Regions from separate parts of the Homo sapiens genome. Here region 1 is linked to region 2. The links are chromatin loops, found by intact Hi-C in ENCODE. Cell type or tissue: gastrocnemius medialis. All regions are shown on one strand. Links, peaks and the distances in the headings refer to the core of each region. The heading gives the core; the rest is flanking DNA.

Evidence for each region. A loop is a pair of places that touch in the nucleus more often than their neighbours do. Peaks named below come from ENCODE experiments on the same cell type or tissue, not always from the same donor. Only the 100,000 strongest peaks of a DNase experiment are listed, where the experiment ranks them.
Region 1: a loop joins it to region 2, with 1.8 times the contacts of the local background. A loop is called at or near these places in 2 of 110 quality-filtered maps.

What each region holds. Positions count from the first base shown.
Region 1 is chr6:158,255,511-158,258,331 of GRCh38, forward strand. It overlaps a transcript of TULP4 not described here. Among named protein-coding and RNA genes, the nearest start is that of TULP4, 56 kb to the right of the region's middle. In gastrocnemius medialis, for the core only: no CTCF peak of the experiment used is centred there; a DNase peak (open chromatin) is centred at 1,771; H3K27ac peaks cover 2,500 bases.
Region 2 is chr6:158,375,382-158,378,202 of GRCh38, forward strand. The region is part of intron 1 of TULP4 (TUB like protein 4); the gene reads left to right. Among named protein-coding and RNA genes, the nearest start is that of SNORA116, 54 kb to the left of the region's middle. In gastrocnemius medialis, for the core only: no CTCF peak of the experiment used is centred there; a DNase peak (open chromatin) is centred at 1,480; H3K27ac peaks cover 2,264 bases.

The sequences.
Region 1 (2,821 bases), core at 277-2,776, 120 kb before region 2:
AGAGGTTCTGGAAAACTCAGCCTTACAGCAACAACTCTAAGAATGGTGGCCTTTTCTTCCTCTGAAAGTTGTCATGTCTGGGTGTGGTGCCTGGAACTGTTACAATTGTTTTGCTACTGGTCTGAGCATGAAGCCAACATCAGGTTAAGGACTGAGCCAAGCCAACAGCAGAGAGAACTCTGCAGAGCCCCAGTGCACCATGCTTGGCACCCACTAACCTTGGACTTGTTCTGTGAAATAAATTTTCTTATTGTTTACACCAATTTAAGTTAGGGTTATCTGTTATTTGCAACCGAAGATGTGCTAACTGATGCAATAGCTGTCATTCTTTCCCTCATTGCATGAAGAAGTACAGGGTATAAAGGCAGAATTGATCTAGTCAGAAGGTCAGAGGTGGCTTCCCTGGGGAAATGCAGAGGCCTTGGTGGGAGAGATCCCTTTTCTTGCTGGGCCTCGTGTGCCACATTTAAGGATTTTGGTCTTTATCGCAAGAGCAGAGCCTGTTATAGGTTTAAGTACTGGGCTATGGCATGAATGCAGTGAACTCTTACTATTTAAAGTAACTCTCTAGTTACTTAAGCTACTCCTCCTGAAGAACACCTTGGCTTAACATTCCAGAGTTGAGTTTGATTTGCTGAGCAGGCAAGGAGCAGTCAGTGGTTAAGGCTTTGGTGATTAGTAGGTGTGTCCAGAAAGCACAGAAGAGCATCTTTGCTTGGAATCTGATGAAGTGAACAGCCCAGATTGTTTTCTTTTTTCTTTGCCAGTGCGTGCATGTGTGTATGTGTTTCTGTATGTATGTATATATATAACTTCTGTGTGTGTGTGTATACGTGGTATGTATACTAACATGTACACACATATACCACACTCACACAGGCAGCTTTCATGTTTTCTACTTTAAGGGTAACTTGTGAACATCCTGTTGTTCTCTAAGTCTTTGATCACTTCAATAAAAAAGTTGCAGCCGAGAAACCAAGAAACCTGTTGGCGGTTATAAAAACAAGATTGGTGGTCTTATTGTAAATAAAATGTTGAGGATGTATTAATATGTCTGAAATTGAACTTTTTAGCATTTCCAAAAGTTTTCCTTTAGATTTGATATAAGATCTGCTCTCACTCTTATACATATGGATATATTAGCAAAACTGGATTACAGCCCAGTGTAATCAGGCAGGGAACCTGTCTGAACCATATAGTGGAACTGCAATGAAAAGCTACAGTATTCTTGTAATTATATTAGGACGTGATGTCGTCCCTCCCTATGTTTATTAATTAGTGGAGTTGTAATGAGACTTCCCCCCTATGCTTTTAAGGATGCTGATCAGTGGGTATCCAGGCAGGATTTTAGTTGTGTTTGGGAGCCTTCTGTGTAAAGGTGGGAGGGATTGGTGTTTCAGGTGGCAGCAGGTGAGCCTCCTGCCAAGTTGGCATAATGGGAACAGGACTCTCCTGAGCTGCCATCTGTTTGTGGCTGATAGGAAACCAGCAGTGATTTCTGAGGAGTGAGGAACTGTTCCATTTATGTTGAAATATTTAGAAATTAGTAATGTTAAGACCGTGCTGATCAGGCTTAGTAGCCTGATCTCCAACCAGGTTAGTAGGTTGGAGAAAATGGACTGTGGAGTGAGTTTTTGTTGTTACTCATTTCAGAAGATGCCTACTTTGTTTGACAACCCCTGCCCCCTCTCCCTCCCAAAAAACAAAAAGCCAGGACTCTGTTCGTTTCTGCCCACCCAGACTCACCACTCAGGTCAGCCTCAGCTCTGTGCTTAGTTGCCTCAGGCCAGGGAACATGTTATTTATACGGCTGTCACATGTACACTGCCTGTGGTGTGTTTGCAATGGAGGGAATTCAGTCTGTCTCAAACTCTTATGATGTGTCTTTTTAAAAAAGTGTGGTAAAATATACATAACAAAATATATTATTGTAATCATTTTTCAATGTACAGTTCAGGGCCATTAAACAACATTTATATTGTTGTGCAGCCGCCATGGTGTGTCATGTTTCAACCAGGTGCTTTCATGGACTTTAAAAATAACGGTTGCTTCTTCTGTATGATGAATCATCAGCATGTTTTCTCTAATATGATGTCCCTTTGGTTTTGCAGCTTGCATTTACTTCTTTCCTGTAGGAGTTGATTAGGTGAATGGAGGTGCTGTGCCCACATTTCTTCTGGGTTTGATTTGCTGCCCTTGCAGCTGGGGAAGCTGTACCCTCCATGTATGTTGTCTCTGATGGTATCCTGAAAACTTTACTTTGTCTCCCCCATATTATACTCTCAAAGCAGCGGTACGAAATAGAGAACAACTCATTTCCCCTTTAACCTAGCATTAGTTGGTAGGTTGGCTGGAGGAGTTAAGTCTGTGGCCCAAGGGCCTACCAGAAAGTTGCTGTGGAGCGCTGCAGTGGCCTGGTGTGGAGCTGCAAGTTAGGGTTCTGTGGTCTAAGCCCTGCCACGGGAGCAGGTTCCAAGGGGTGGCTGATCTCTTTTTGGCTCTAGGACTCTGCTGGGTTCAGTCAACCACCTGTAGGTTTCTATCTTGCCTCTTTCAAAACAATCAGCGGAAAGGACTGTAGAACCCTCTATTAGTCAGGGGATTCTTGGTTACTGGTGAAAGAGACCTAACTCAACTAACACAAAAAAAGGGAATTCGTTGGAAGGATTCTGGGCTGTCTACGGAATCCAGGTCAGGAGCCAGGGATTGGGCTAGGATGCTGCATGGATGGGGCCAGGAGGACACTCTTTCTTTCTCTCTTTTGTCTTCTGCCTCTTTTCCAGCTGTCCACTCCCTCAGTGTTTCTGAGTTATTCCTTTTC
Region 2 (2,821 bases), core at 2-2,501:
CTGTGAATAAAACGATAAATGAGAGGTGGTCTTTCCCTCAGTGATGGAGTGGTTTGGTGAGGAGACAGGACACACAGTTCCAGTGTAACCAGACAGGTGAGGAGGATGAGAAGGGTGTGCAAGGTGCAGAAGAACAGGAGTGAGAGGTGTTTCCTCTGGGGATGGAAGAAGTTAATCAGGGAAAAGTGTACAGGGAAAGTTACATTTGATCTGAGTTTTGAAGGAGGAAAAGACACAGACCATCACTGAGTGGTAAGAAGAAGGCTAGCTTTATCTTGAGAAGGAGTTTGTAAGAAACACTGTAGGGTAAAATGCACGCTGCTTAGTTTCATTAGCAAGTGCTTATTAAACAGCTACTCCTGACCTTGGATGGTGTTTGGAGTAAACTAATATATATAATACAGAAATATGTAGGGATCCCCATGAACAAGAACCCAGGCTAGATTTAAGAAGCCAGAGTAGTGGGGGCAAAGAATAGTGTGACTGAAAGTAATTAAACTTAAAAATATTTTGTCATGGGCAGGAACAAGGGAGATCATTGTGGCTTGATGGAAGTGAGGAGACAGGCTTACGACCTGCGGGATGGCTCTGCTTTGCTAGCTAGGGCTGGGATTTCAGGTCAGGGAAGAGCAGGGGCATGAAGGCCGGAAACTGTGGACGATGGGGGAAGTGAGGACAGCAGCTGGAGGAGCAGAGCATTAGTGGCTGTCACCTGCTGACCCAGCCCCCTTTTCCCTGCACCTCCTCTCACCTGCCTCCACTCATGTTGCAGTTGTCTATTGGATAGCACGTCACTCCAGACTCAGTTACTTAAAAAAGCGGTAACCATTTCTCTCTCATGGGTTCTGGATCAGGAACTTGGGAGCATCCTACTGGGCACTTCTGGCTTAGCATCTGTCATGAGGCCACAGTCGAATGGTGGGTGGGTGTTGCTGGGCATGTGGAAGGCTCTTCGTCCCATGTCTGGTGCCTACACTGGACAAAGCCTCCTGCTGAGCACCTCTGCCTCTCTCTTTGTGGCCGATCCACGTGGCCTCTTCCGCATCCCCGGCTCCAAAGGCATATGTCCGGGGGGAGAGAAATATGGGAGGAAGGAGCACCACCTCTTCTACGTCACCCTGAAAGTCACACAACATCTCCTCCATTGTAGTCAGAAGCCCACCAGATTCAAGAGGAAAGAACTTAGATCCCACCTCTCAAGAGGGAGGTTTCAGTGTCACAATTGAAGAAGAGCGTGTGGAGTGAGATCTGTTAGTGTGGGCGTCTTTGGGAAATGCCATCTGCCACAGCCTCAGAGGCTGGAAGGGCTGCCTGCATGCTTTCTCAGCCTCTGTTGTGGGATATCAATGAGACATAGGAGAAGTTGGCTGGAGCCCTGGGAAAACTTTTCCACATAACAGGAGCAGATGTGGCAGTCTCTGTCTCATGCTTACCCTGTTGAATGTGGCTGTCAGGCCAGTAGCTGCGGCAGCCATCCCATGACCACAGGGAGCAGCTGAGGGACTCAGGGCAGCTGTCTCTGACACCTGTGACAGCCACTGGAGAATGACAGCAACTGCCTACCTCGAGGCTGTTTGATGGAAAAGTAAAACTGCTTGTCTGAGACACTGTTACTTGGGTTTCTGTTGCTTATACCTGGATGTCTTTCTCATTGATCTGGTATGTGATATTACATAATATGGGATAGGTGAGGTGGTAAGATTTTTAAATTATTGCTGTGTAAAAGTAGTTAAAATTTTAATGGGCAGTGGGAAGCCATTGAGATTTCTGTACAGAGAGCAGTCCATGTGCTTATGAAGCACCCAGCACGCCTGCCACGTGGCCAGCACTGTCTTACACACACAGTAACATCTCTGTGGCTAAGTAACTTACAGTTTACTTGGAAAGAGAAAAACAGGTGAGTGATAACACCCACCACATAGGTATGATTTTATATGTGCCAGGTATTATGCTACAGATGTGGCATGAACTATTGCATTTAAACCTTAGGAGTATTACATGAGGAAGACACTCTTATCCCCATTGCTTTTATAATGAGGAAACAGATATTTAGAAAAGTTGAGTAGCTTGCCTAAGTTTAAAGGTAATCCATTTTGTGTAATGCAATGCATTAATTGTAATGTAAATGTAATTTGCCCTAGAATTGCAGACATTTCAAATCTTCACTTGACAATTATTTAACACATACATTGAGGCTCTAATTTGTGCTAGACACTATGCTGAGTGTTGAGAATATGGAGATGAGCATGATAGGGCTCCTGCCTTTGAAGAGCCAAGTCTAGCGGGTGGCTGACTTCTGCGTGACCACATTTGGGATGGAACAAGACATTTATTGAGGGTCTACCACGTACTAGGACTTTTTTTTTCCTTTTATTTCCACTGTGCTCAGAGACTCAAGTACTAGGAATATAATGTTTTAATGCACTGAGTTAAATTTTATAATGGTTATATATTGTAATATGAGAAACCATTCCAAAACACAGTACTTAAAACAACTGTTTATTTAGCTCAGGATTCCGTGGGTCAGCAGTTGGCCTGGGCTGAGCTAGGCGGTTCTTACACTCTCAGCTAGACTCAGTTATGTGTCTGGTCAGCTGCATTCAGCAAAACAGTTCTTCTCTGAGGGCTGATAGGCTCTCAGCTGGAATGTCAGAGGCAGCTAGGCCACATGTCTCTCTTTGTCCAGTAGGCTAGCCTGGGCTTGCTTTCAGTCTGCTGGGAAAACACGGTTCTGAGACAGAAGAGAAGCCCATTAAGTTCTCTGAAGGCCTAGGCTTGGAACTGGCACATCCTCTCTTCTGCAGCATTCCGTTGGCCAAAG